Linked DNA regions of Homo sapiens: all the other regions are linked to region 5. A link is an interaction called in ENCODE POLR2A ChIA-PET data of the cell type or tissue named here. Cell type or tissue: CD4-positive, alpha-beta T cell. All regions are shown on one strand. Region 1 overlaps RHOH (ras homolog family member H). Region 2 overlaps RHOH (ras homolog family member H). Region 3 overlaps RHOH (ras homolog family member H). Region 4 overlaps RHOH (ras homolog family member H). Region 5 overlaps LINC02265 (long intergenic non-protein coding RNA 2265). Region 6 has its middle 5.8 kb from the start of RHOH. Region 7 overlaps RHOH (ras homolog family member H).

Region 1 (4,000 bases), 110 kb after region 5:
ATTTCTTAAATGAACACACACCACGACTACAATAAACAAAATAAAAACAAATTCTACTATTTCACCATTCTAACATACCAAATGCTGTCATTCATTTTTTTACGGCTCACATTTAATTCTTATTCACAACAAAATCAGAATGTAATTAAAATTTTTAATTCTGATTTTCTAACCTAACATCATATCAAACATATTTTCATAACCATCATAACTATGATTTTTAATGACTTTAAAAGAACCCATGGGCTGTGCGCAGTGACGTGCCTGTAATCCTAGCACTTTGGGAGGCCAAGGCAGGAGGATCACTTGATCCCAGGAGATGGAGACCAGGCTGGGCAACAAAGTGAGACCCCGTCTCTACAAAAAAAAAGTTAGCCAAGTGTGGTGGCACACGCCTGTGGTCCCAGCTACTTGGGAGGCTAAGGCAGGAGGATCAAATGAGCACAGGAGGTCAAGGCTGAGTGAGCTGTGATTACACACTGCACTCCAGCCTGGGTGACAAAACAAGACCCTGTCTTAAAAAAAAAAAAAAAAAAAAAAAAACTCATGGAGTTAATGTTGCCAGAACTCCTATTGCTTAGTGTTCAGGGTATTTTCAGATTTTGCTGCTATAAATGATAATACAGTGAATATGTTCATGCATATTACTTTTCTTTGAATTATTTATTCGGAATAAATTTCCAGGGGTGGAATGAATGGATCAAAGTGTATGAACACTTTAATGGCTCTTGATACATATCGTCAAATTGCCATATTTGTATTTTACACAGTTCCTCAGTAGCATGCTAGTAAACGTTTAACAACATGCTTGCCCCCCGCCCCGAAAAAAAAAAGGTGGGGAGCCTGATTTATTGTGTTTGCTGATTTTCACAGTGTACTTTTACCATAGCCAATTTCAAGCCACCATCATGACATCGCTGAATGCAAAATTGAAAACAGATGCTCAGATAGCACAATATTATATAGCATTTCCATCACACAGATAAAGAGAAGTCAATAATGTCACTGGCTTGGAAAATTTCTGAAAATATTACAATCAGCACTTGAGAGCAAGCCGGTTCTAGAACACCACTGTAAACATCTCCCTTGATATTTTGCAACAGCACATCTTTTTTTTTTTTTCATTGAAATCATTGAAAATTCACCCTGTTCCCATCTGTGTGACAATGAGCATGCTTTTAGGTCCATAGATGATGCAAATAATGAATAAAACCTAATGCAAAAAAAAAGGGGGGGATAGAGTGAACATCTAACACCTGTCCGGGTTGAATAATTCTGTCTACCCACCCTCAAACATTCATTTTACCGTGCTTTTTTCCATGAGGTCATGTATACAAATGATTCAATCATTTATTTACTTAACGAGGCACTGAATGGATGACTATACGTAGTTCTCAGGCAAATGTGATGAGAACCGTATCTTCTGTTTCTTAACCACTCTCTTCCTTGGGTTTCTTTTCTACGAAATGGGGAAGAGGTCACTGTGACTTCAGTTTTACGAGAAACTGAGTGCAGAGATAAGAAAGGTTCAACTTGTGCTCTAAGAAGCACTTGAACATTCAGTAATGCTCTGGAAATTTCTTCCAAAAGCAATTCATTAGTATTCTATTTTACCAGAAAAGAATGTGATTTGGTGCTTTCGCTTGAAAGCAACATCCCCTCTTTGGGCTGCCCCGGAATAATATATAGCTTCTACATGTATACAACACTTTGGTTTTTAAATGAGCGGCACCGTACGTTTGCGTGTTAAAATGCGGGTATGACTGAGCTAAACATCCTCATATCCTGGACCCAGTCACCCCGCTCCCGATAACTCATCTCAAGGAATGAACTCAAAACAAAGGAAAATACTTGCTGTGTGAAGATATTAATCACAATAGAGAGTAGATCAATTTGCCTCATTTCAGCACTTATTCAACTTACGGTTTCTGGGGCCCTGGTAGGAGAGTTCTGGATTCTTGGTTCCTAAATCCCCACCTGCAAAACGACCACTTTCCAAGTTGTTTTGGGGCTTGTATTTTTTAATCACACAGATTCCTGGACCTCACGTGAGGGCTGGGGTATGAGACATGGAATTTCAGTTTCTTAAAAGCTCCCCAGGTGGTTTTGCTGTCCAGCCAGCTTTAGAAACCACTATTCCACAGTGAGACACCAGACACATGATCGTGGTCTCTGAACAACTGTCCACATCCGGGGAACAGTATGACAACTTCTTGTGCAAGTCGTCAAAAGGTTGTTCAGGGCATTCAAGCAGTTGCTAGAGTCAAATGGCTAAAGAGCTCACAGAGGAGCCCTAAGTTTCTGGCACCCTTCCACCCCCCTGGGGTCATCCTTTCCATCTCTGACACCCTCCTTGCTCTCACAGCCCACCCCAGCCCCCACACTGTCATGCTGCCTCCCAGCCTCCACCTGTGCACCCCATCCTGACTTGTGCCCATCCCTTTTCATACACAAAGCTCCAGAGTCTCCTCCCTTAGGACACCAGTGGGACTCTAGAAGGAACACTATCACCGTGTGACTCACGTCATCTGCACACATAATTAGGAATCCCCTGCACAATTAACATGCCAGGTGGATTTGCATTTTTTTAAAGGAGGCTTTTAATCCAAAAAAATATTTATAACCTAGAGAGTGGAATGGGGAAGGAGGATGCTTTTTAATCCTGGCTTTCACCCAGATCCAAGCATCCCAAACCCAAATAAGCACTCACTGCCACAATGATCCCCACTCCTAAGTAGAAATGGAATTTTAGCTGTGCCTTGCTAGCACTAAAATTAACACATTGTAAGATAAAATAATTTAATTTAAACTGGGCAAGGAAGAAAGGTCATGCTCTCTGCCTCTAATGAAAAGCACCTCTAGAATTCCACCCCAAGCGTTCAGAGAGCGACGTCAACCAAGGAGGCCCACAAGTAATGCAGCGGATACTGAGAGGACCTCTCTCATCTCATAAGCTAGAGAAACTGTTACCAAATGGCTTAAAATAGCGGTTTCCAAGTTTGTTTTCCTTCTTTCATATGTATTCTCACTAGAAAAACACCCAACCCCTGTGCCTTGTCCATATTTGGTGCTCAAAAAACGTTAATTCCCAGCCTCCACCTGTCACCCTACTTTCCCTGGAAAGGAATGTTGGGATTAGGAGAGTTAGCTTTGCAGGCTTCTTGCTCTTAAGCCAGGGCTCATAACACCTTCATTTGTGGCAATAGCCAAGTCCTTAATAAGAATCATAAGAGTTGCATCTATTGAGAGATTTTTTTTTCAGTCAGGCACTAGGCTACATGCTTTACATATTTTTATCTCATTTGATCTCTACGACAACCCTCTGAGGTAGGTATTTTCAGTTATTATTACTGTTATTAGAGATATTTTGTGAATTTTTTTTTTAATCTGAGCATTGAAGAAGTTAAGTAACTTGTCTGAGGTTCCCACAGCCCAGAAATGATAGAATGATAGAATGGGGATTCCATGCAAAGTGATCTGGCTCAAAAGTTGGGTTCTTATTCACCGTGCTGTATGTTTGTTATTATATGGGTTCAGATATTTTATGGTCCAGAAAAAAAGTGTCTGAATTATTATGATCTACTGACTCTCTAAACAACGTCCAGAAAAAGAACAGAAGCATACCCGTGCCATCTCATTTAGACATGCAAAGAAAGTAGCACATATTTCATGGAATTTGGGGACTGGCTTTTGAGGAATAGAGACTTGCTTATCATTCATCAACCAACTCGTTCTCCCAAGAGGAAGGCCACTTTAATTCCTGGATAATTGAAGGGCCTCCTTAAAATGAAGAAACCAGAGGTGGAGGTCTTACTGGTACCCCGAGCCACACGAACCTTTCTCTGCATAAATGATGTCCTAAGGGAAGACAGTAGAGGGCAAATGGAGGCCCACAGCCAGGCACAGGGATGCAGAAAGCAGCCCCAAGTGGGAAGAGGCCACGCTCGACAAGCTCCCTCTCACATGGAATTCTGCTGGTGCCGTGAGAGCCGAGGAAGCG
Region 2 (4,000 bases), 100 kb after region 5:
CCTGCTGCATCCTGAAAACCATCCATGTGTTTTCATAGCTCTAGAATGTAATAGAAACACTGCCACAATGTACATTTCAATTGCTTTTCCTGAAATGTAGAGGATGAAAAAAAAGGAAAGATAGCTATAGGACTCAGAAAAAATACTCATAGTTGCCTTTTGTTAATTCAAATGATCCTACAATTATTAGCTGTATTTCTATCACATTAGGAAGCAATGTTTATGCTTCTTTCTATAGATTTTGCACATCGTGGAGGAAAAACACTGGGATGATGACTTTTTTTTTTTTTTTGAGATGGAGTCTCAGTCTGTTGTCTGGGCCGGAGTGCAGTGGCACGATCTCTGCTCACTGCAAACTCTGCCTCCCAGGTTCAAGCAATTCCCTGCCTCAGCCTCCCGAGTAGCTGGGATTAAAGGTGCCTGCCACCATGCCTGGCTAATTTTTGTAGTTTTAGAAGAGACGGGGTTTCACCATCTTGGCCAGGCTGGTCTTGAACTCCTGACCTCGTGATCCGCCCGCTTCAGCCTCCCAAAGTGCTGGGATTACAGGCATGAGCCACCGCGCCCAGCCTGATGGCAATTTTAATACATAAACACTTACAAATAAGATGTATACAAGTATATTTAACCTAAAAGGCATATGACATATTTGCTACAACAAATATCCATTACTATTATATTTTTAAAGTAGAAATTATTATAGATATTTCTCTGATATTGCCGGATATTCTGTGTTTAGGAATATAGTGACAATATTGTTTTGGCACATATAGGAAATTGTGGTATTGTCAATAAGTAAGGGTTTTTCTGGCTTTTCCCCTCCTATTTCCTGTACGTGCCTCCAACCCTCTCTCCTACTTCCTTATCACATGAAGAAGACAGAGAAAGACTACTATTGATATAATTTTCAGCAAGTTACTGCCCAAAGAGTAGAGCTTGAGGAAAATCAGGTTTTATCAAGAAAAAGTATGCCAAAGGGGACTTTTAGGCCCCTTAAAGGTTTTTGTAATTGATTTTACATCATTTAAATTTGACTCTAAATATATTGAGTTTCCTTTTCCTTGTTAGAAGGAATAATTACAGGCATTCTTATGCTTCTCAACCACAGTTGGGATCATTTTCAGCTCAAAACTGGAACAAAGACCAGAAGAATTTTTTGTGGCAACTGAGAAAAAAAAATGCAAGAAAGGGAGAAAAAGGTTCGTAGTAAGGGTTGTATATTTAGAGTCTCTCAAGAAGGTGACAGCTGGACCTGGAGGGAAGACAAATTAAAAGTAGGGGTCCTGCCTGAAAGAAAGGAAAAGAGCCAAGGAAGAGATTTGTGCCAGTCCATTCTCTGCATGGGCAACTAGGTTGCTAGACATAATGACCTGGCAGGGGAAAATAATCTCCAGGAGGTAAGAGGAGTAGAGACTTTGCTACCAGCCTTTGGTGTACATGGAATATTTGTGTTTTGAGGGCTGTGACTGTATGATGCAATATTATTATTAAAATAGATATTGAAACTTACAAGAAATGTAGTCATGGATGTGCAATAATTAAAATGGTTATAGACATGAAGGCACACTGATTACTGGAACATATTTGTTATAGATTTTCCCTTTCTATCTCAAAGACAGATTTCCAATTTTTATGCTATCCCACACCAAGAGAACCTTGACTCACCATGTATTTAGTCAATTTCACATTCTTTTTCTCCGGAGGGATGAAGATGAAGTGCGTTTCTCTTTCTCATCCAGTGTCAATCCACTGTATGACCGTGACATGAGAATGTGGCCTCATCTTACCACTTCCAGTAGGGTTGGCTAATTTAAACAGACGGGTTTGGGGTAAGTCTCCATACCCTGCCTGATACCACAGTCTGGGAGGACAGGAAATGAACAAAGCCCTGAGCTTTCAGCTGAAAACACTCAGTTCCCCAAATTGCAGGTCAGATACCCACTAATGGAAGATGACCAACAGGGCTTCTGTGATCAAAAGGCTACACAGGAAAAGAACTATCTTCAAAGTTATCAAAGCCCAACCAGATGTTCAGCTTCAGATAAGACAACTACATCTTACACCCAGAAGGGAGCACTTTACCCACCGGCTAATGCTAATGCCTTTCACCCTAAAAGCAGCTGGGCTGGGTATCCAGTACGTTGCTTAGGGGCATCAGCTGACCCCACACTACTCACTACACTCTAGAGTTGGCCAGATCAGTGCTTACAACCTGCCTGCATTTCTTTTTCTTGTAAACTGAGTCTCACTTTGTTGCCCAGACTGCAGTGCAGTGACACGATCTTGGCTCACTGAAACCTCTGTCTCCTGGATTCAAGCGATTCTCCTGCCTCAGCCTCCAGAGTAGCTAGGATTACAGGCTCATGTGCCACCACGCCCAGCTAATTTTGTATTTTTAGTAGAGCTGGGGCTTTGCCATGTTGGCCAGGCTGATTTCGAACTCCTGACCTCAGATGATCTGCCTGCCTCGGCCTCCCAAAGTGCTGGGATTACAAGTGTGAGCCACCTCGCCCGGCCCTGCCTGCATTTCTTGTGCCACCCAAGGCATCACGAGCTGATAAGTAAGACATTAAAGTGGCATCTTGAGAGACTGCTTTCCCAAATGGGAACCAACCCTGGCTTCACATGAGAGAATTCAGAACTAAGGATTTAGAGCATTAATCATATGTTATCTGAAGGGAAACAACTCTAGCCCCACATGCTACTCATTTTAAGGATCTGATGCTATAAAACTACACCTGTATCCGCCATCTTACCCTCATTTCAGCCATCAATTGGAGAAGCAGCATTTCTGTCTTTAGGGGCTTAATCTGATGTCAGTAATAACCAGAACTTCCTCTGCAATGCTCCCTCTGCTGAGGGCAGAGCTCCTCACTTGAGGCCTCTAGATCCCTGAGAGTCCATGAATGGGTTTTAGAGGGTCCTTATATCCCCTAGGACTGTGCAGCAAATGTTCATGGCCCTGTGTGAGAAAGTCTTTGGCTCTCATCACATTGTCAAACGAATCTGTGACCAAAACTAGTGATTAGGAAACATTGCTCCAAAGCACAAGCCAATCAGTCCATGAAAAACCCTGTTAGGTGGGGAATAGAATAGTCAGCGCGTGCTTGTAGAAAGAGGTCTGATTTCAGGCGTTAGACCCTTGCACATCCGACAGACCCTGTGACTTGCGCCTCCAATGTGAAGATGGGTTGTTAACTTATCCTTGATTTACCACATCATGTCTCAAGAGATCAGAGGCCCTGACGATGGGGAATGTGATTAAAGTAAAAGAATCATCTCCACTTTAAGAAGAGCACGAGACATTGAAGGCTATTTGAAAGCTATTACAATCACTAAACTTCCAAAGCCAGGTGAAGCAGATAATCTCAGAACAGTGGCTACTGCGATGTCATTCACTTTCATATGTTTATTTTGTGATATAATGTTGTTGTGGCATAAGTCTAATTGTTATTACTATTTTGAGTGCTGAGTTCTGTATATAAAATACTACATTTCATCAAAAAATATACTTTCTTTTCTTCTTTAACATAATGTTATCATACAGTAAGGTCCAGAGTGTTTTCTGTCCGTAGCACTCCCATATTCTACCACGGGTTTAATAACCACCGCTCGATGGCCTGAAATAGAATGTTTATGGGTCCCAGACTCTCCCCATGACCATCTTTCTCTGTGCTCATAGTTCCCCTAGTCACAGCTACTTTTAATTGGTTCAAGTGCTGGACAAAATTGTTTAACTGTGGAAGAGGATTTTGTGCCACAAACTATATTCCTTTAAGGAATATCGTAAGTACAGCTTCCTGGTTTTTGCTGTTTGTTTCTATAACAAATAAATAACTTGTCCCTCTGGGCTTTCTCTGTTTTCATTCCCCTTTTACATTATAAGTCCTTCAATTCTGAGCCTTTAAGTAGCGGCTTCACCTTCAACACACACACACACACTCTCTCTCTCTCACACACACACACACACACACACTCACAGATATACCTTCCCTGGACA
Region 3 (4,000 bases), 96 kb after region 5:
AGAGCTAAAAAAAAAAAAAAAAATAGCAACTGTCAGGCCAAAACCTAAGAATAAAGGAGAAGCCAGTGAGGTAAACAGCATTTGTCAGCTGAAAGAAATGGCGATGAAAAAGCGGAAAACGAGCTGCAGTTCCGATGGCTTCATGGGGCAAGGATGACAGAAGTCAAAGGTCAGAGTCCACCCAGGGTGGAAAAACTAATGGACCCCAATATATATATTTTACTTATTTGTTTGTTTTTTGATACAGAGTCTCGCTCTGTCACCCAGGCTGGACTGCAGTGGCGTGATTTTGGCTCACCACCCTCTCCACCTCCCAGGTTCAAGCGATTCTCATGCCTCAGTCTCCTGAGTAGCTGGGATTACAGGCATGCACCACCACACCAGGCTAATTTTTGCATTTTTAGTAGAGATGGGTGTTGGCCAGGCTGGTCTTGAACTCTTGACCTCAAGTGATCCACCCGCCTTGGCCTCCCAAAGTGCTGGGATTACAGGCGTGAGCCACTGCGTCCCACTTCCCAATACATATATTTTAGCCAGAACCCCAAAGGGTACACCATAAGGGTAAGGGTGAGTCAGAAGTAATTCCACCCCCTTCCCTATCCCAAGAAACTGGAGAGGGGCATTACCTTAGACTCTGTTTAGAGAAGGAAGGAAAGGAAGGAGGGAGCGAGGGAGGACCAGGAAAAGACACACAGTGCTTGAAAGATTGGAGTCCACCCAGGTAACTGGCATAAGTTTTCAAAACCCTCTCTGAAGAAATATTTTTATCCGAGGCCTTGGGAAACTCATACCAATCATTTTTCTATGGCAATGAAGAGCCCACAAAGACAGACCTTTTATTATCTTAAGGCATGCATTACTACCTAAAGCAAGAGGGACAAAAGGAGAAGAGAAATTGCGGTGGTGCTCAAAACTCATGGTCTCCTATTTCCCTCATTCTCAGGACTCCAGCTTGGCACCCACTCCTGATACCCCTGATGTCTCGTAAGAGGAACCTCGCTGGACATATGGTGTTGCAGTTTGAAAGAAAATGGGCAGCCTTACCGGGTAGTTTTTATCAAGATAATGAATTTGCCATGTTCTTGGCTTCACCTCTTACCCTCAGAAATCTGATTCCCTCAACTAACAAGAAAGTATATGACTTTACAGTCACAAGATTTGCTTATATATCGGATGCCAATTCATTTGCTGACCATGAGAAACGCAGCTCTCGTCAGGACTAGAATACCATCAACACAGCCTGTGTATTCTTTCCCCACGGGGAGAGCCATTGGAAAGCCAAGCTATGACACCAAGACATTCCCTGGTCAACAGGGACTCAGAGTGGAAGGAGGTGACTGAATGATCCAAGAATATGCATTAGCCTAAGCCTTACCCTCTCCCCCATGGTCTTATCCATGGGATCAAAACTGGGGAAGTCCATTAGCCAAGGTTCTCTCTCCACTGATAATGCATGGATGGGCACTGCCAGAATATGATTCTCAAACATGCCTGTTTTCCATGGATGACTAACTCCCAACTTTCTGATTAGTATCTCTTCATATGAATCCAACTTCTCCAGAGGACTCTAATCCTCTTCATGTAGTAGGCTTCCCTAGGCTTGCCTTGGTAGCCCCAAGCCTACCTGAAATTACTTTCAAGAGACAATTGTAACTCAGAGGCTGAGGTGGGAGGATCGCTTGAGGCCAGGAGTCTGAGACCAGTCTGGGCAATATAGTAAAACTCTGTCTCTAAAAAATAAAAAAGAGACAACAAAGAAATACAAAAGAGCCCACCCCAGGACGTAAGCATTAGCTAACCTTCTGAAATCTCATAACCCCAAAGTGAATTGAAATGTACCAGAGGGTAATCCCCAAACACCATCTACCTTTCTCTAACCACCTCGCCACCTGTGCATGATGCCCATATCTTGTAACCTTCTCGTATACTGTGCAAACATTCATCAGAAAGCTTCCTTCCGCCCCGCCTTCCCCAAAGTGCCACCCGTACCACCATCTGCGAACCAAATAGCAAAGGAGGAGATTAAGGAACCTGCATCACATCAAGCAAGTCTTCACAGTACTGTATGCTTCATGCATTTAAGCTTTTAAAATAAAGGAACTAGGCCAGGCACAGTGGCTCACACCTGTAATCCCAACACTTTGGGAAGCTGAGGCGGGCAGATCACTTGAGCACAGGAGTTTGAGAGCAGTCTGGCCAACATGGTGAAACCCTGTCTCCACTAAAAATACAAAAATTAGCCGGGCGTGGTGGCACACACCTGTAATCCCAGCTACTCAGGAGGCTGAGCAGGAGAATCACTTAAACCTGGGAGGCGGAAGTTGCAGTGACTGGGGATCATGCCACTGCACTCCAGCCTGGGAGACAGAGCAAGACTCTATCTCAACAAAAAAGAAAAATTTTTAAAAAGGAACTAGAAGAAGGAAAATTACAATGGAGAGGCTCAGGAGCAGCGGTCTAGGGCAGCTGTCCTCAGATGACCCATCTGAGTGCAATCGCTACCCAGGTACCATCTGGAATTTTTGCCTCCACTCCTCTCTCACCAGAGCGATTCTTTGGTAACTAGGAACTATGCCCTCACATCTGTTGTTATTAGTTGTCTTAACCAGACCCTAACAAGGATTTTTTTTAGAGAATTTTTGTTTTGTTTTGTATGAAGAAATCTTACTAAATCTGACTAAAATTAAATTTTAAAACCTCCCAGAAGACTCTTCCGTGTTCCATTTCCCATGAGGCTTTACAAACCTGGCCCAAGATGGGTGTGTGTGTGAGAGAGAGAGAGAGAGAAAAAAAAAAAAAGAGAAACGAGAGAGAGAGAGAGAGAAGTCAGGAACTAGAAGAGTGAGACCCACACTTGCCATTTTTCTAAAACAAGGTTCAAGGCAACTTTCACTATCATAGTTAGCTACCCATGGGTAAACTGTGTCTCCTCTTTTTTGCACCGTTGTTCACATAATGATACAGAGGGTTTTGTTTTTGTACCACACAAAAAGTCTGTTTTCCCTTCTCCCTCTTTTAATGATATTCTCCTGGCTGAATTCTAGTGTCTTCCCAACCATGAGTCATCTCTGCTATTCCTGCATAAAGTAGAGTGTTCTGGGCCTCTCACTTCTAAGAAGGACTATAGTTTAGAAAAATCTGATAAGATGATAAGATCCCCACAGCACACGTCTCGCTCTGAGATTATTAGGGACTCAGTTTAGGGGAACCTTCCCTATAGGGAGATGGCAAAGGAAGCAGTTCCCCAATCTATCAGCAGTGGCTGCCATCCACATGATAAGGATCCCCTGCAAGGAAGTCTGACCCTGGGGGTTTCAGCCAGCTGGCACGGCCAGCATCCAACAAGTCCCCATCAGGGAGCATCTTACCAGAAGGTCCCTGCTTACATGGAGTGAATCAAGGGTGATAAAAAGTCCTCTCCCTACCAAATATATCTTCCATCCTTGGAGCAGCCCTTTCTCTTGAGGTTTGGTACTTTGTTGAAATGCAAATATCCCTGAAAGGTAAAGACTTTTTTTTACCATTAGCATGTTTACACAAATGTGCATCCAGTCCCATTCTTTCCTCAAAGCCAGTTTTGATTGGAGGAGAAGGAAGTTTTTTAAAAAATCACCTATATACAAAAGAGAGGTGAGGATCAGAAGATATATCTTCCTGGGCATTAATCCTATTCTCTCGCCCATTCCCAGCTAAGTGCAAGCCCTCGTTGACTTCAAATAGCACCGGTAGCCCACCAGTTTTCCATGTCATCTGTGGATTATCTGAAGTGACATTAATCTGAACTCTCAACAATATCAATCATGCAATAATTCCTCAAACGTGTTGCACTCTGACGATAGGCTGGCAATATTCTAGATTTTGCACAGAGGACAAAGGAAACTGAGGAAGTCTAATCCATCCCAAGGTCAAGTGTCCAATGTATGGATGAAGATTGCCTAGGTTCATAATATTGATCATAACGAAGATGTTAAGGAAGGATTTGGCAGTTAATTCGCTTCAT
Region 4 (4,000 bases), 65 kb after region 5:
AGCCCAATTACTGTCTTTCTCTCCATTTCAGTTTAACACAACTTTACCTCCATTGCCTTCCCTGTGCTGAGCCCTGGGGACACTGAGGAGACCAGGAGGCAGTGCTACCTTCAAGAACAGCAGTCTAGCAGGAAGACAGACACTTATCGGCTCCATTTCTGCCAGATTCTGCCACTGGAAAGGGTTTACACATAGATTCCTGGTCTCAGGTATGAGAGTTCCCAGACGGAGCTGTTAAGCTTGGCTCCCGCCAACAGGTGGAGGTCTCACCTGTGTGTCTTTGCCCAGGTGACAGCAAAGCCATTTGAGTGTGCCCTCTCTGGCCTTCCCTTCCTGCTCTGCTGCCACCGTGGAACCACCTCCTCTTCCTTCACTTAGGATCATGTATGGTGGCCCTTCCCACTTTCAGATACCCACCCCCATCTCTCTTCAACAAGAGAGAAAGAAAAGCCTGGGGGACAGCCCACTGCAGTGAATAGAAATTCCTTCCCACTGACATGTTAAATACCTCTCATGGCAAAGGCTGGCCCTGAACACCCGCATCCGTGATTTAAGACTCTGTGGGTTGAGGGAGAAGAAGAGAATCCCAGGGATATCAGAGGATATGAGATCCCTTCCCCTCCCCTGCCCGGTCATCTTTCAAGCCCCCCAACCCTGAGCTGAGAACTAGAGACACGGGCTCTCCAATCAAGGGAGGCGGGTGACTTAGAGGTGAGTACAAGCCACCGCCTGGAGAGCAGAGAAGTCTGAGTGAAGGCAGCTGTGTCAGCCCCAGGGAACCGAGGCAATCCTCCCACCAGAGATCAAGACCCCGGTCCCAGGCCTTTTACTGGCTGTGGATAGGAGGAGAGAGAGAAGGAGAAAGCAATGTGTGAATGAGCACACATTTGGTTTTTGATACTGATTATAGCTGTAAGGAATTGACCACACAAGGGAACAGAGAAACTGGTTTGGCTATGTCAACATAATTCTAATCAAAGTCATTTATGCCAGCCACCTTACCTTTTGTGTGTAATAGTCACGTTACCCCATAACAATGATGTACCTTCATAAAGGTGGTTCAGAGTGTTTCTAAGTTTTGATTAGGGCAGTAATTGATTGATCTATCTAGGTGCCAGCCTTTGCAATTTCTTTCTTTTTTTTCTTTTCTTTTTTTTTTTTTTGAGATGGAGTCTCCCTCTGTTGCCCAGGCTGGAGTGCAGTGGCGCGATCTTGGCTTACTGCAACCTCCGCCTCCCAGGTTCGAGCAATTCTTTTGCCTCAGCCTCTTGAGTAGCTAGAACTACAGGCATGTGCCACCACACCCAGCTAATTTTTAGCTAATATTTAGAAGAGACGGGGTTTCACCATGTTGGCCAGGCTGGTCTTGAACTCCTGGCCTCGTGATCCACCCGTCTCAGCCTCCCAAAGTGAGCCACCACGCCCTGCCCAACCCAGCCTTTGCAATTTCTACCTTAAGTTATGTAGTCCTCTGTTCTCCACTTTAACAGATGAGCAACACCATTGCTTTTAAACTATTCGATAGAATGAGGTTTGAGTTGTGTGTGTGAGAGCAGGTTGTGTGCGAGTATGTGTGTGTCTATTTATTCAGTATTTCCCCTGATAACTTTCTGTTCTCTGAGCAGTTGCTATATAGCTTTCTTATTCCTGTGCTTGGAATTTGATTTTTCTTTTTTGAAGGCTGTAAATTCTACCTTTTTTCCCTTACATACACATATATATGTAGATATCCCCCCAATAAGCCTAACTAGACCTTACGATTCATAAATTATGTTGCCACAACAGCTCAGTTTAGACAAATTTATAACAAATTTGTGAAATTAACAGAACTTTGAGACCCCTGTCTTTCACAGGACCTGCAGTCGCCTGGGAACCACCCTACCAGAAGTGAAAGTGACACTCTCTTGCTTCTGTTCCAAGTTCTGTTGCCATTGCTTGGAGCAGTCTGATTCTCTACCTGAAAGATGGTGTTTCAATCAATCTTGGTGAATGAGAGGAGAATATTTAGTGCATAACTGGAGTTGAGTGAAAGACAATATAGTAAATAAATGAATGATGTTTTATCATTTCAGAAAAATATAGTGATAACTTTAAAATCATTAGGCAGTATTAGGATATCTTATGGAACTGTATTTTATATCCAACTGTGAATAACAGGTAAGTAGAAAACAAATTGCAAAGATTCATTTATGGTCATTTTTAAATTTGATTACCCATTTAAATCCAGCAGCCAAGTGGTTTCAACAGACTTTCTACTTGAGGTGAAAATAATAACACTACAAACATATGGCAGAGCTTCGTACAAGCATTTCACTCACAGAGGAGTTTATGTTTTCGAGGATGTAGGAAAAGATTTTCCAAGTGTGAAAACTAAATATATACAAAAGCAATACATTTTGTTATTAGTTAAATAAAATGTGTCTTTAAATATGGAATTCTTTGAAAAACTCACTTCATCGTCCAAAATTATGGAGACTATTTCACTTTTTTAATCAAAGATGGAATATTCATCACAGTTCCCCAAGGGATTTTCTAACTGGCCTGGGCAAGGAGTTCACTTGTAGAGTGTAGTTAGTGAAAACATCCAGTGGCCAAGCCTCATCAATAACTGTATCCAAAAGGAGACGCTGCTTGGGGTGTACCCAGAGAAAACACCAAGCTTTCCTGGCTTCCCGGCCCTCCCTCTCCCCATTAGTCTTTGGGGTGCATACATAAGTGTTGTGTGAAGTCTCTTGGGGTTTAGAAGATCTTGCACTCATTGATGGAGAAGAGCCTCCTTCTGTTTCGTCTCCTGGCCTGGTTGACGGCAGTTCGGACGGCGCACTCAAACACCTGCTGTACTCCCCGATTGCTAAGGGCTGAGCACTCCAGGTAGCCCTTGGCTCTGACATCCTGGGCCAGTTTCTTCCCTTCCATGGCATTGACGCAGGAGGCCCTGTGGGGCCCCATCTCCCGCTGGTCAGTCTGGGTGGCCACCACCAGCACAGGGGTACAGGGCAAGTTGCTCCTAATTTCACCAATCCACTTGTTCTTCAAGTTCAGGAATGAGTTATGGTTGGCCACAGAGTAGCACATCAGCACCACGTCTGCCTGCTGGTAGGACAGGGGCCGGATGCTTCTGAAGGCGTCATTGCCGGCTGTGTCCCAGAGGCCCAGGCTGATCTGGATGCCATCCATGAAGACGTCCACCCCTGTGTTCTCGTACACTGTGGGCTTGTAGGCCTCCGGGAAGGTCTCGGAGGTGAAGCGCACCAACAGAGAGGTTTTCCCCACAGCAGAGTCGCCCACCAACACGCACTTGATGGAACTCAGCATCTTCCCAGCCTGCTGTCCTACTCTGAAGTCCAGAATCCCAGGGAAAAGAGCCCTCAGTGGGCAGCTGCAGCACACGCCATTCAGCAAGGGGAATGCAAGCCAGGTAGGTCTGTGTCCTCAGGACCTCTGACGGCGATTTGCAGAATGTTACTTCTCCCTGCCCATCCAAGCACCGTCTGCTTTGAAAACCTCCAAAGCCTAGTCTTCAACTGGAACAGAAAGAGAAGGGGGAAAATGAAGTCTTTCTTTCTTTCTTGCCTTTTTTGAAGATAAGGGGCTTCCTCATTGGCAAACTGATTAAATGTGGGGTAATCTCAGTGTAGCCATCCAACCCCGCTTGTGCAATCCACTCTTCCCCTCACAGGGAGAGCTTAGATCTGTCTTCCCCCAACACACACACACACACACACACACACACACACACACACACACACACACACAAATGCCTCCCGGTCAAGAAGCAGAAGCTGACTTTATCTGTAAAATCACTCAAGCACTAAAAAACACAAGCAACTGCTCTGACTGCAACATGAAATAGACCTCAGTAGCAACCTGGTGTGTGAAGGAGAAGTTTCCAAACAGCTCTCTGTCGGCTTCTACTCCAAGAAGTGGCAAAGGCCCCGAGAGCGTTCTCCACGGCTTCAGTTTCTGATGGATCTAGCCATGTTGGAAACTGCAAGAAACA
Region 5 (4,000 bases):
CCAGAAATTGGTTATCTATATTCCTTTTTTTTTTTTTTTTTTTTGAGATGGAGTTTCACTCTTGTTGCCCAGGCTGGAGTGAAGTGGTGCAATCTCAGCTCACTGCAACCTCCAGATTTAAGCAATTCTCCTGCCTCAGCCTCCCGAGTAGCTGGGACTACAGGTGCCCGCCACCACACCCTCCTAATTTTTTTGTATTTTTAGTAGAGATGGGGTTTCACCGTGTTAGCCAGGATGGTCTCTATCTCCTGACCTTGTAATCCACCCCCGCCCGGCCTCCCAAAGTGCTGGGATTACAGGCATGAGCCACCTCGCCCAGCCAGTTATGTGTATTCTTAATTATTCACAACATTAAATGTTCACGATTGAAAGGAAGAAAAAATACATTCATTGTCTATTTAACTGCCTGATGCCATGACAAGTATATATAGTCATCATTGTAGAGCAGGAAGTAACCTCATCTGAGAGAAACTGAGCTCTGGAATGTTAGGTAACTCTCTCAAGGCCATGATAGTGGCGAGAGGCAGAGCCAGACTACAATCTCCGCGTCCCGGCCGAGGCTTAGAGTATTAGCCGTTGTTCCAGCAGCATTTCCTCGATGACAGGAGGGAAATGCTAGAGCTTCTTTTTAGTTCTGGGATCTGATCCTTCTTGGGTCTGAACATCTTTCACAACGCCAGCCATCGGCTTATAGAGGAGATTGCTGATTGTCTCCAAAATCCATTCTCTAATTCTTCAGTAATAAAATGTCAAATGTTACCAAGGCCCATGGTTGCTCTGCCTCATTCCCCAGTATACCTGACAGTGAACTCATGTCTGAGGACTGGTCAGCAGGATGTAAGGGAGAGTGGTGAGCACTTCTCTTTCTTTTCTTTTTTCTTTTTTTTTCTTTTTGAGACAGAGTCTCGCTTTGTTGCTGGGGACTGGGGTGCAGTGGTGCCATCTCAGCTCACTGCAACCTCCGTCTTCCAGGTTCAAGTGATTCTCCTGCCTCAGCCTCCTGAGTAGCTGGGACTGCAGGTATGTGTTACCATGCCTGGCTAATTTTTGTATTTTTAGTACAGATGGGGTTTCACTGTGTTGTCCAGGCTGGTCTCGAACTCCTGACCTCTGGTGATCCTCTCACTTTGGCCTCCGAAAGTGCTGAGATTACAGGCATGTGCCACCGCACCTGGCCAGTGAGCACTTTAAAGAACTAGAATGTACCCTTCTCTGTTCCTTTCCTCCTGACCAGTGACTGAAACGCTGAACCAAGCTTGGAGCTGGAGCAGCCATTTTGGGCCACGAGGTAGAAGCCATGTGTTGAAGAGAATGGAACAAGATGGAAGAAACCTGGTGATCAGGGAGCCGCCATAACAGTCTTGGGTTGTCTCTGTTTACATGAGAGGTAAATAAATTATTATTATTATTATTATTATTTTGAGATGCAGTATCGCTCTGTCACCCAGGCTGGAGTGCAGTGGCACGATCTCAGCTCACTACAACCTCCACCTAAGCAATTCGCTTGCCTCAGCCTCCCGAGTAGCTGGGACTATGGGTACCTGCCACCAGGCCTGGCTAATTTTTGTATTTTTGGTAGAGATGGGCTTTCACCATGTTGACTAGGCTGGTCTCGAACTCCTGGCCTCAAGTGATCCACCCACCTCGGCCTCCCAATGTGCTGGGATTGCAGGCATGAGCCATCACACCCAGCCTTTATTATATCCAGTGATTTAACAAAAACCACTTATATTTGGGGTTCTCAGTTATAAGTATTATGTTCGAACACAGAAAGTGAAACTATTTGAAAGTTTCTTGTAGAATTGGCTGGGAAGAAAGGCAATTCATTCCCTTTGAAGGATTTCATTCCCGGGATGTGGCTGCCTGCTTAAAGAGCAGGTTCCATTCTGTAGAGGAAGCTTGGGAGACAAGGAAAGACCCTCATTTCAAAAATATAGCCACTTCACTTCCTGCTGACTTGAGTTTTTGTTTTGTTAAACTGGTTTCTCTTTTAAAACAAATGTCCCCTCAGTAAACTAAGCTCATTTGTTGTTCACACCTGAGAACCAGAGCATCCTCTGCTGATTAGTAAGGAGTTTGGGGGAAGGGGAGTTGCGACTAGGCTGCAGGAGGAAGTGACACTTGGGGGAGGATAGGCCAAGGTGGTGGGATTGATGGGACTCGGAAAGTCCCTGAAAGCAGGGAAACAAAGAAGTGGGAGAAGGGCCAGACAGGGTCGCGCTCACGCTCTAAATCGCACTGGCTCGGCTTTGACTTGCTCTCAAGACACTGGGAACAGCGCGTGAACACCAGAGGGCAGCAGCGCAAGATGAAATTAACAGGGACTCTTCACAGGGCCCCTGGCTTCAGGTCTCAGGGAGAGCCAGCCTTCCCATCCAACCTGGATCTGCCTGGTTTCCTTTGTCCAAAGTCAACCAGGGTGGAAGACTTCAACCAAAGTGGGCAGGGCCCACTTTCATACACATTCCTTCAGGGATTCCTGGTGATGGTCGTTCCCCCTCTCTAGTCCACTGATGCCATCTCTATCACACATTTAACATTGTATTAAAATAGTCTTTAATGTGGGTTATATATGCTTCTTACCTAGCCACACCCTAAGCAATCAGACCTGTGAAATGATGATTTTGGTGTGCTGGTGTGTGTATGTTATAATTATTACATTAGAATATCTATATCACCAGAAAATCATCTATCACCTATAGGATGTATATCACACTTGGAAAAATGTTGCATTACTTCATTAAATTCCCCCCAATGACCCAATGAAGAAAGTGATATTATTCTCCCCATTTTCTAGATGAGGAAACTGAGGCTCAGAGAGGTTAAATATCTTCCTCAAGAATTTTCGCCAGAGCTGGGATTTGAACCAAGGTCTGCTTGACTTAGAAGGCAGTGGTCCTTGCTTTCTCCCGAGGAGAAGGGAGCAGAGATACCTAAAGATGCCTGACTCCCAATCCCATGGGAACATGCCCCCTGCGGGCTCACTTCCTCTCCTCTTTGTCTTCAATTTCTAAGAATGTCTTCTTTTCACTAAAACAAAACACTCCAGAATGCATTCTGCATGAATAAAGACTGCCAACTCCATGGCAGAAATAACATACCTTTTGGGAATGTTTATCACTTCTAAAATGATGATAAAGAAATTCAACAGTTTGTATTTCTGGACGAACTAGGGGAGAAGAGGAAATAAAGTATCTACAGAGTATCACAACACACCTACAGGAAGCTGAGCAAAGTAGACTAATCACACTGGGCCCGGAGGACGGCTGGTAACAGAAACCTCAACGTTTATCTGAAGTGACTGCTCATCCCCGGGCACCACGGTGACAGGTGTGATAGAAAGATAAAACCCTAGACTCTGCTGCTCACCTGCCGTTGGGCCTTGGTCAAGCCACTTCTCTCTGAGCTTCAACTGCCCCATCTGTAAGAGGATAACAATTCCGGCCTCAGGGGGTCATCATAGCAACAAATGAGGAACCTGTAAATTAGTGCGAAAACACCCCACTTACTACTACTGTTTTTAAATGATTGTGAGAGTAAAAAGGGCCTTCGTGTTCAGAACCCAATCAGCTTAGAGTGAATTGTAGCACTTGGCAAATACTGCCTTTTCTGCTTGGAAACTTCACTTAAAAAGAAAAAAAAAATGAGGTCAAAGAGCGATTCCTAAAGCAAAAGAAAATTGCTAAACTTTAGACTATTCCTGACCCCAAAGTCCTCCTTCAGACCATGTTTCCCCTTTTTCACTCATATCTAGCCCAACATGCATAAATCCTTGCTTCTACCAGAGGGCCACACAGAGGAATGGACAGACAGGAAGAGTCTTTGCCCAATTAGTTTCACTTCCTCCCTGGCACCCCATGGTCACAGCCCTGGAGAATTGTTTTCTGCGGCGCTGAGGGCTACATTTTCGTTTTAACCAGCGCAAGGTAGGCAAGAGACTTAAGTCAGAGAGCTTGATGATGTAATGAATTTGCCAGCTGCCAACGACACTAGGACCTCA
Region 6 (4,000 bases), 120 kb after region 5:
CTGAGCCATCTTCCAGGAAGCCATCTGTAGCCACCACCCACCTCCATTGCAAGCCCAGTGAGGTGCCCTCCCAAGGGCTCCATAGCACGTCGTGTTAACACGGCCAGAGCACTCACCAAATGGCCCTGCAGTGTTCACTTCAGAGGTCCCAGGGCTCAGGGTCCAGCCTTGCCCACTCAGAAATCCAAGGTACTGAACAACCACTTTCTGACCAATAAATAGATTGATTCTCCCATCTCACAGCCTCACAGCTGCCCTTTATGGTAAACACTTTAAACCCTATTTTAACAGCCAAGGAAACAGAGACTTCAGCTGGTTAAATGATTTGCATAAGACCCTATGGCCTAAGAAAACCAGAACCAAGATTCACCCCATTCATCTGTCCTGGCTGTCACTCCCGCTGCCTCCCCACAGAGAGAACTGAACCACCGTGGGCAACGAGGAGCAGCCAGAGCCCCAAGGCCCATTTTCTTGGCCCTAAACATGCCCCCTCCAGGATTCCCTGTGCAAACGGTCCCCTTCAGGTCAAGGTGAAAAAGCAAAGACTTACTTTCTCAAAACCACCTTCATCAGAAATGTTCTCTGATATGGCAAAAGAACAGCTTACTTTAATATTCTCCTGTGAACAAAGACCTCTTTTATTGAGGTTTTTTAAATAATATGACAACTACTTGTGTACCCTGAACTCATGCATAAGTACTATGTTTGCTCATTGCAAAGGTGTTGTGCCACTTACGCCAGCGAAAACTCTTAATGACAATTGTAATTGTATGAATAGTAAATCTTAGAAACCTTGAGACTTGAGTCATCTACTAAATTATTTCAACGCTGGGTTAGTAAGATGCCTTTCCCTCCCCCTTGCTATTAGCATATTAACAGAAATGATGTAGATTCAGTGGGTAGCTTTTAATGTTTACACAGACCCTCATTTATGCCACCTAATAAAATATTTCAGTGAGTTGTGAAGATAGGTAATATGTACTAAAACCTTGTCTGAAGGCTTTGAATTTCAAACTCAGGCCATTAGTCGTATTGCAATTATTCTCACCCAGCTCCCCACTGGATGATGAACAACTGTATTAAAACAAAATATCCTTTCTTTCTGATTGAGAGATTTCATGATGGGAACTATAAAATGTTAAGAGAATGATCTTAATTCTGATGTAACTTTTAGTGTAAAAATACATTCATATAAAATACTTTTTAAATGCTGAATATTGAAATAGCTTCAAAATGCCACAGGCTAGAAATCTCATGGGTGATTTCCTCTTTATGCATTTTAATTCATTATTAAAAAAAAAAAACCAGCCTCCCTAACCAGGTAATAGCATTTGAAACATCTTCTAGCTTCCCTCTTATTGCCATAACCATAAAAACATCATTTCCCCTGCTGTTATTCTCATCATTTATTTTCTCTTTAAATATGTTAATGTATCATAACATATTGCTTTTTGTTTCAGTGAATATTCGGTTCTCAGGATTCTCAGCTGCCATGTTTATTCTGGTTTGTTTGCCCTGGATTACTGTATTGATCTAGCAAACATTCACATCCTGGTTCGTTTTATTGCAGAGCCATAATTCATAAGAAGACAGAGTCTTGTTGCGGAAGATGATAGCACCCAAAGTAATAATTCAAGCTGTGGCTCTAAAGTTATGATACAACTTTTTCTAAAAAGTCTGTCAGAGCAGAGCAAATGTAGTCAAATGACCGTTTCCCTTCAAAGCAGTCCCTCGATAGTTGATGCGCTTTTGCAACATCACAGACATGAGTCAAAGTGCATTTAGACCCTTTTTACAATATCCTTGAGAGACAGCTTAATAAACTACAAAACAAAACCAGTATCTGCATTCTGTTCACAACTTGTTTTTGACTCAAAATAGTATATGGCTTTTTAACCCACCTTATTCACTGGATGTAGCTCCGAATGGCTGTCTCCTAAAATCAAATCCACTCTAAAAGGAAAAAGATTTTGCAATCATTGACAAAGTTTTTAAAGATTGTGCGGCAGGCTCTGAGAGTGAGTCCAGAGGAGGAGTTTAAAATGTAGTGTTAGTAAGAGCAGTATCTTTGGGTCAAGGGCCCGAGCTCCTAGGGAATGACTGCAAAGCACAGGACATGCACAGTGATGTAGAAATTCATCAGCGTGAAGAGTGAAGAAGAAGGTGATCACTGCTTCTTCTCAAACTCATGTCTTACTCGTTGCATTGATAGGGATCTTCAGTTTGAGCACAAACATCACAGGGTAACTGCAACCCAGCACATCTGCTCACAGCGGGCGTTGCAAACATTTCAGTTGTAAGGCAGGGCAGACCGAGTGTTAATTTGCCATCTTTTCAAAGTAACAGATCTCCTCACTGTTCTGGAGGGAACAGGTTGAAGCTTAAACTGAAAGGCAATCTGAAATTTTGGAGAAAGTATACATTTGGATTCAGACAAAGCAAGATTCGAATCCCGGCTCCACTTATTACTAAGGATGAGGCCCCGATCTACCCAACTGCAAAACAGGTATAATATCTAGCTTGGAAGAGTTCTATTTAAAAAAAAAAAAAAAAAACCTGACTCATGCTTGGAATACAGTGAATGCTCAATACACAGTGGCTGTTATTAGCCACTCCTCTTTTGGATTTTTGCTTTCTGGAGTTTTTTTCCCCCTCCATCCGTACCCCCTCTTTAAATAACAACTGTTGAATTGAAAAATTTGAGAAGCTTTGGCAGGGCCCAAATTCACGTGGAATAAAGTCACAGAAACTCACACATCACTCAGAGGATTCTAATGTCATGTGTTTATTGTCACAATGAGTTAAAAGGACACAGAAAATTTAAAATCAAATTGTTAATGACATTTTATTCCTTATGCATAATCTGAGCAATGCAGAATCTTCAGAGGTGCCTCCTGAAGCCATCTGGTTGCCCCGTTACAAATGCCCTAAGATAAATGAGAATTTATCCTTTCATTCAACAAATATTTACTGAACACTTGCTATAATACTTATTGAGCACTCGGCTAGGTGCCAGGGAGACAGCAGCGAACAACAAGAACAGAAATAGCCTGCTCGCCTGAGTTTATATCTACGTATTAGGAAGACAAGCAATGAATATGAAACTCTAGTAGTAGAATATGTTACAGTGAGCTAATTACTAAGAAGAAAAGCAAAGTAAGGAAGGGGGATAGAAAACTTGGAGGGTGCATATTTAAAAAGGATGGTCAGGAAAGTCCTTCATAGAAAGACGAAAAATGTAAAGTCTTTTAAAAAATATCCTAAAGCCATTTTAATGTTCAATGGTCTTATTTTATGTTTGTGTGTGTGTGTGTGTGTATGTGTCTGTGTGTGTGTGTGTGTTTGAGACAGACTCTCCCCTCTCCCCATGTCGCCCAGGCTGGAGTGCAGCAGCACAATCTCTGCTCACTGCAACCTCCACCTCCCGGGTTCAAGCGATTCTCCTGCCTCAGCCTCCTAAGTAGCTGGGATTACAGGGGCCTACCACCATGCCCAGCTAATTTTTGTATTTTTAGTAGAGATGGGGTTTCAGCATGTAGGCCAGACTGGTCTCAAACTCCTGACCTTAGGTGATCTGCCCCCCTCAGCCTCCCAGAGTGCTGGGATTACAGGCGTGAGCCACCGCGCCTCGCCATAATGTTCAATGGTCTTTATCATCGGCGTAAATCCGTAGGTTTAATGATCATCAGGTATCACCAAGTCCTGGCTCCTCCTTGCTGATGCACAGTCCGCTTCCTATTCTGCCCATACCTGCGAGCGGGAGAAGCTGATCACGCAGCTTTACTCGGGGGCCAAGTTGGTGCTCATCTCTCAGCCCCATTCCTCCACTTCACTGCTCAGTCCTCCACCCTTCTGAGTCCTTTCTGAGTCTCTTCTCTGAATCTTTGAAAGTCTTTTCCATCACAGACTGCCATGGAGAGAGAACTATAACCAGAGCCAAGTACCTAGTGGAAAATTCCAGGGTTGTAGGGTTGTAGGAGCTTTTTCAAGACGCAGCACC
Region 7 (4,000 bases), 87 kb after region 5:
GGTTTCTACAATCACTGTGCTATCATTGTTTATGTCTAATCTGCAGCTTAAACTCAGGACTATGCTGTGCCATAGAAGCTGAAGATGCAACTTGGCCCCAAAGCTCTAGTGAAAGCTGTACACACCATTAAGAACTTACTCTGACTTTTTCACTGCCAGCGCATGGTGATAATAAAAAACAGACCCACACTGGTTTTATTACTGTTTTAAAATTCTATATAAATGATATACCCCCTTACTTCCTGTACTTAGGGGGGACCCCTTGCACCACTCCATCCTTTAAGTCCTTGCCAGTATCTATTAAACTTTTAAATGCGGAGACCTTTTAATCCAGCAATTCCAATTCTTTCAACACGTTGTACTGATGTGTCTACACAAGTAGTCAAGATATGCAAGAATTTCCATTGCTACATTATTCACGACAGCAAAAAAAGAACTGGAAAGATCTGAAAGGTCCATTAAGACGCAGGGGTTAAATTAATTATGCCATATCCATTCGATAGAATCCACTCAGCATTAGAAGGAATTAGGTCAGCCTGTTCGTATTGCCCAGGAAGGGTATGATATACAGACATACCTTACAGATATCGCGGGTTCAGTTCCAGACCACTGCAATAAAGTGAATCTTGCAATAAAGTGAGTCACACAGTTTTTTTTGTTTCCTAGTGCACATAAAAGTTATGTTGGCCAGGAGCAGTGGCTCGAGCCTGTAATCCCAGCACTTTGGGAGGCCGAGGCAGGCAGATCACCTGAGGTCGAGAGTTCAAGACCAGCCTGACCAACATGGAGAAACCCTGTCTCTACTAAAAATACAAACTTAGCCAGGCATGGTGGCACATGCCTGTAATCCCAGCTACTTGGGAGGCTGAGGCAGGAGAATTGCTTGAACCCAGGAGGCAGAAGTTGCAGTGAGCCAAGATCGTGCCATTGCACTCCAGCCTGGGCAACAAGAGCGAAACTCCATCTCAAAAAAAAAAAAAAAAAAAAAACAAGTTATGTTTACACTATACATGATGTCTAAAAGTATACATGGCTTAATTTAAAAATATTTTATTGCTTAAAAATGCTAACAATACAGCCTGGACAACACAATGGGACTCTGTCTAGATAAAAATTTTTTTTTAATTAGCCAGGTATGGTAATGCACACTTGTAATCCCAGCTACTCAGGAGGCTGAGGTGGGAGGATCACTTGACTCCGGGAGGCTACAGTGAGCTATGATTGCACCACTGCACTCCAGCCTGGGCAACAGAGCAAGACCCTCTCTAAAAAAAAAAAAAAAAAAAAAAAGCTAACAATCATCTGAGCCTTCAGCAAGTCCTAATCTTTTTGCCTCAATGTTGATGGCTGCCAATTGATCAGGGTAGTGGTTGCTGCAGGTTGGAGTGGCTGTGGCTATTTCTTAAAATAAGACAACAATGAAGTTTGCCACACTGATTGATTCTTCCTTTCATGAAAGATTTCTCTGTAGCATGAAATGCATTTTATCCACAGCAGAACTTCTTGCAAATTAGAGCTAATCCTCTCAAACCCTGCCACTGCTTTATCAAGTAAGTTTATGTAATATTCTAAATCTTTTGTTGCCATTTCAACAGTTTTCACAGTATATTCACCAGAAGTAGATTCTGTCTCAAGAAATTACTTTCTTGGCTCATCTGTAAGAAGCAATTCCTCATACATTAAATTTTAACATGAGATTACAGACATTCAGTCCCACCTTCAGCCTCCTCTTCTAATTCTAGCTCTCTTGCTCCTTCTACCACATCTGCAGTTACTTCCTCCACTAGCATCTTAAATCCCTCAAGTCAGTCATGAGGCTTGGAATCAACTTCTTCCAAACTCCAGTTAATGTTGCTATTTTGACCTTCTGCCATGAATCACAAATGTTCTGAATGGCATCTAAAATGGTAGATCCTTTCAGAAGATTTTAAATTTACTTTGCCTAGATTCATCAAAGGAATCACTATCTATAGCAGCTATAGCCTTACAAAATGTATTCTTAAATAATAAGATTTGAAAGTTGAAATGACTCCTTGATCCATGGGTTGCAGAATAGATATTGTGTTAACAGGCATGAAAACAGCATTAATCTCCTTGTACATCTCCATCAGAGCTCTTGGGTGACTAGGTGCGTTGTCCATGAGCTGTAATATTTTGAAAGGAATCTTTTTCCTGAGCAGTAGGTCTCAACAGTGGGCTTAAATTATTCAGTAGACATTGCTGTAAATAGATGTGTTGTCATTCAGGCTTTAGTTGTTCCATTTATAGAGCACAGGCAAAGTAGATTTAGCATAATTCTTAAGGCCCTAGGATCTGTTGGAATGGTAAATGAGTACTGGCTTTACCTTAAAGCAACCAGCTGCATTAGCCCCTAACTAGACAGTCAGCCTGTTCTTTGAAGCTTTGAAGCCAAGTATTGACCTCTTACTAGCTGTGAAAGTCCTAGATGGCATCTTCTTCCAATAGAAGGCCATTTTGTTTCCATTGAAAATTCTATTGTACACTGTAGCCACCTTCATCAATGACCTTAGCTAGATCTTCTGGATAACTTGCTGTAGTTTATTCATCAGGACCTGCTGCCTCTCTTTATACTTTGGTGTTATGAAGATGGCTTCTTTCCTTAAACCTAGTGAACCAACTTCTGCTATCTTCATACTTTTCTTCTGCAGCTTCCTCACTTCATTCAACCTTCATAGAATTGAAGCAAGTTAGGGCCTTGTTCTGGATTAGTCTTTGGCTTAAAGAAATTGTATAGCTGGTTTGATCTTCTACCCAGACCACTAAAGCTTTGTCCAAGCAGTAAGGCTGTTTCACTTCCTTATCATTCATGTGTTCCCAGGAGTTGAACTTTTCATTTCTTCAATAAATTTTCCTTTGCATTGACAACCTGGCTAACTGGCAAGAGACCTAGTTTTCGGCCTCTCTCAGCTTTCAACATGCCTTCCTCATTAAACTTAATGATTTCTAGCTTTTGATTTAAAGTGAGAGACACATGACTCTTCCTTTCACTTAAACACTGAGAGGCCATTATAGGTTTATTAACTGGCCTAATTTCAATATCATTGTGTCTCAGAGAATAGGGAGGCCCAAAGGGAGGAAGAGAGGTGGGGGAACAGCCGGAGCAGTCAGAACACGTACAACATTTATCCATTAAGTTTGCTATCTTATATGGGCATGATTCATCGTGCCCCAAAACAATTGCAACAGTAACATCAAAGATCACTGATCACAGATGACCATAACAGATACAATAATAATGAAAACGTTTGAATTATTTTGAGAATTACCAAAATGTGACAGAGCCATGAAGTGAGCATACGCTGTTGGGAAAATGGTGCCGATAGACTCGCTCAACACAGAGTTGCCACAAACCTTCAGTTTGTGTAAAATGCAATATCTGTGGAGCGCAATCAAATGAGGTATTCCTGTATTAGTAACTGAAAAAAAGCAACCAGTTGAACAATCTGGGAAGGGTTTTCCATTTATGTAGAAAGATAAATGTCCAAACTTTGTCTGGTGCGATCTATCTTCCCTTGCCGAGAAGGACATTGGCCCAGGCAGAGGAAAGGTCTCTGCAATGATGGGTAAATCGAGATTTACTGGGAATTCTCAGCTCACCTTTCACATGTCCCTCTATAGAATAAATTGTACTAGGAACATAGCAGTTACTCCCTCAATTGCCTAAGGGAGAAGAGGAACAAAGAGGAATAATCTAAGAACACAAGTTTATTCAGATTTTCTTAATTTTTTCAATCTTCTTTTGAAATATAGACATATGTACTTTTTATACAGATAATATTATAGATACATAGCAATAGGATAAAATATTTCCTTAGATGCTCAGCTTCTGATTAAGGATCAGAAAGATCAAGAAACTGAGCAAAACAAATATATAATGACCCTGAAACTACCAGGATATTCCAGAGCAAAATTCTTTTTTAATGGTTCAGTTCATTGCTTACGCATATATAGTGTTCTATTAACATGACATTTCAAATCC

The links. ChIA-PET counts read pairs that join two places held together with the same protein. Peaks named below come from ENCODE experiments on the same cell type or tissue, not always from the same donor. Only the 100,000 strongest peaks of a DNase experiment are listed, where the experiment ranks them.
Region 1: POLR2A ChIA-PET joins it to region 5 with 13 read pairs; 18 of 35 experiments call an interaction of 5 or more read pairs at or near these places.
Region 2: POLR2A ChIA-PET joins it to region 5 with 117 read pairs; 18 of 35 experiments call an interaction of 5 or more read pairs at or near these places.
Region 3: POLR2A ChIA-PET joins it to region 5 with 17 read pairs; 17 of 35 experiments call an interaction of 5 or more read pairs at or near these places.
Region 4: POLR2A ChIA-PET joins it to region 5 with 11 read pairs; 17 of 35 experiments call an interaction of 5 or more read pairs at or near these places.
Region 6: POLR2A ChIA-PET joins it to region 5 with 33 read pairs; 19 of 35 experiments call an interaction of 5 or more read pairs at or near these places.
Region 7: POLR2A ChIA-PET joins it to region 5 with 10 read pairs; 16 of 35 experiments call an interaction of 5 or more read pairs at or near these places.

The regions. Positions count from the first base shown.
Region 1 is chr4:40,198,489-40,202,488 of GRCh38, reverse strand. The region is part of intron 1 of RHOH (ras homolog family member H); the gene reads right to left. Among named protein-coding and RNA genes, the nearest start is that of RHOH, 3.5 kb to the right of the region's middle. In CD4-positive, alpha-beta T cell, no CTCF peak of the experiment used is centred here; DNase peaks (open chromatin) are centred at 1,408, 1,748, 2,188 and 2,908; H3K4me3 peaks cover 4,000 bases; H3K27ac peaks cover 4,000 bases.
Region 2 is chr4:40,203,498-40,207,497 of GRCh38, reverse strand. All of the region lies in intron 1 of RHOH (ras homolog family member H), which reads right to left. Among named protein-coding and RNA genes, the nearest start is that of RHOH, 8.5 kb to the right of the region's middle. RefSeq lists an enhancer at 2,459-2,518. In CD4-positive, alpha-beta T cell, no CTCF peak of the experiment used is centred here; DNase peaks (open chromatin) are centred at 837 and 1,887; H3K4me3 peaks cover 4,000 bases; H3K27ac peaks cover 4,000 bases.
Region 3 is chr4:40,212,160-40,216,159 of GRCh38, reverse strand. The region is part of intron 1 of RHOH (ras homolog family member H); the gene reads right to left. Among named protein-coding and RNA genes, the nearest start is that of RHOH, 17 kb to the right of the region's middle. RefSeq lists an enhancer at 2,709-2,758. In CD4-positive, alpha-beta T cell, no CTCF peak of the experiment used is centred here; a DNase peak (open chromatin) is centred at 1,919; H3K4me3 peaks cover 2,312 bases; H3K27ac peaks cover 3,684 bases.
Region 4 is chr4:40,242,702-40,246,701 of GRCh38, reverse strand. RHOH (ras homolog family member H) reads right to left here. Exons shown (of 3, transcript NM_004310.5): 2 at 3,868-3,988; 3 at 1-3,524. The coding sequence starts at 3,315. The coding sequence ends at 2,740. Among named protein-coding and RNA genes, the nearest start is that of RHOH, 48 kb to the right of the region's middle. In CD4-positive, alpha-beta T cell, no CTCF peak of the experiment used is centred here; DNase peaks (open chromatin) are centred at 171, 1,891, 3,128 and 3,849; H3K4me3 peaks cover 605 bases; H3K27ac peaks cover 4,000 bases.
Region 5 is chr4:40,307,698-40,311,697 of GRCh38, reverse strand. It overlaps LINC02265 (long intergenic non-protein coding RNA 2265), which reads right to left. Exons shown (of 4, transcript NR_121641.1): 2 at 3,370-3,421. Among named protein-coding and RNA genes, the nearest start is that of LINC02265, 2.5 kb to the right of the region's middle. RefSeq lists enhancers at 1,062-1,700, 571-1,770, 1,701-2,339, 3,344-3,473 and a silencer at 2,112-2,406. In CD4-positive, alpha-beta T cell, a CTCF peak has its summit at 2,261 (motif pointing right); DNase peaks (open chromatin) are centred at 2,257, 3,277 and 3,887; H3K4me3 peaks cover 1,508 bases; H3K27ac peaks cover 2,815 bases.
Region 6 is chr4:40,189,240-40,193,239 of GRCh38, reverse strand. It overlaps a transcript of N4BP2 not described here and a transcript of RHOH not described here. Among named protein-coding and RNA genes, the nearest start is that of RHOH, 5.8 kb to the left of the region's middle. RefSeq lists an enhancer at 1-222 and a silencer at 2,990-3,039. In CD4-positive, alpha-beta T cell, no CTCF peak of the experiment used is centred here; a DNase peak (open chromatin) is centred at 2,259; H3K4me3 peaks cover 2,615 bases; H3K27ac peaks cover 1,948 bases.
Region 7 is chr4:40,220,757-40,224,756 of GRCh38, reverse strand. The region is part of intron 1 of RHOH (ras homolog family member H); the gene reads right to left. Among named protein-coding and RNA genes, the nearest start is that of RHOH, 26 kb to the right of the region's middle. In CD4-positive, alpha-beta T cell, no CTCF peak of the experiment used is centred here; no DNase peak of the experiment used is centred here; H3K4me3 peaks cover 438 bases; H3K27ac peaks cover 1,887 bases.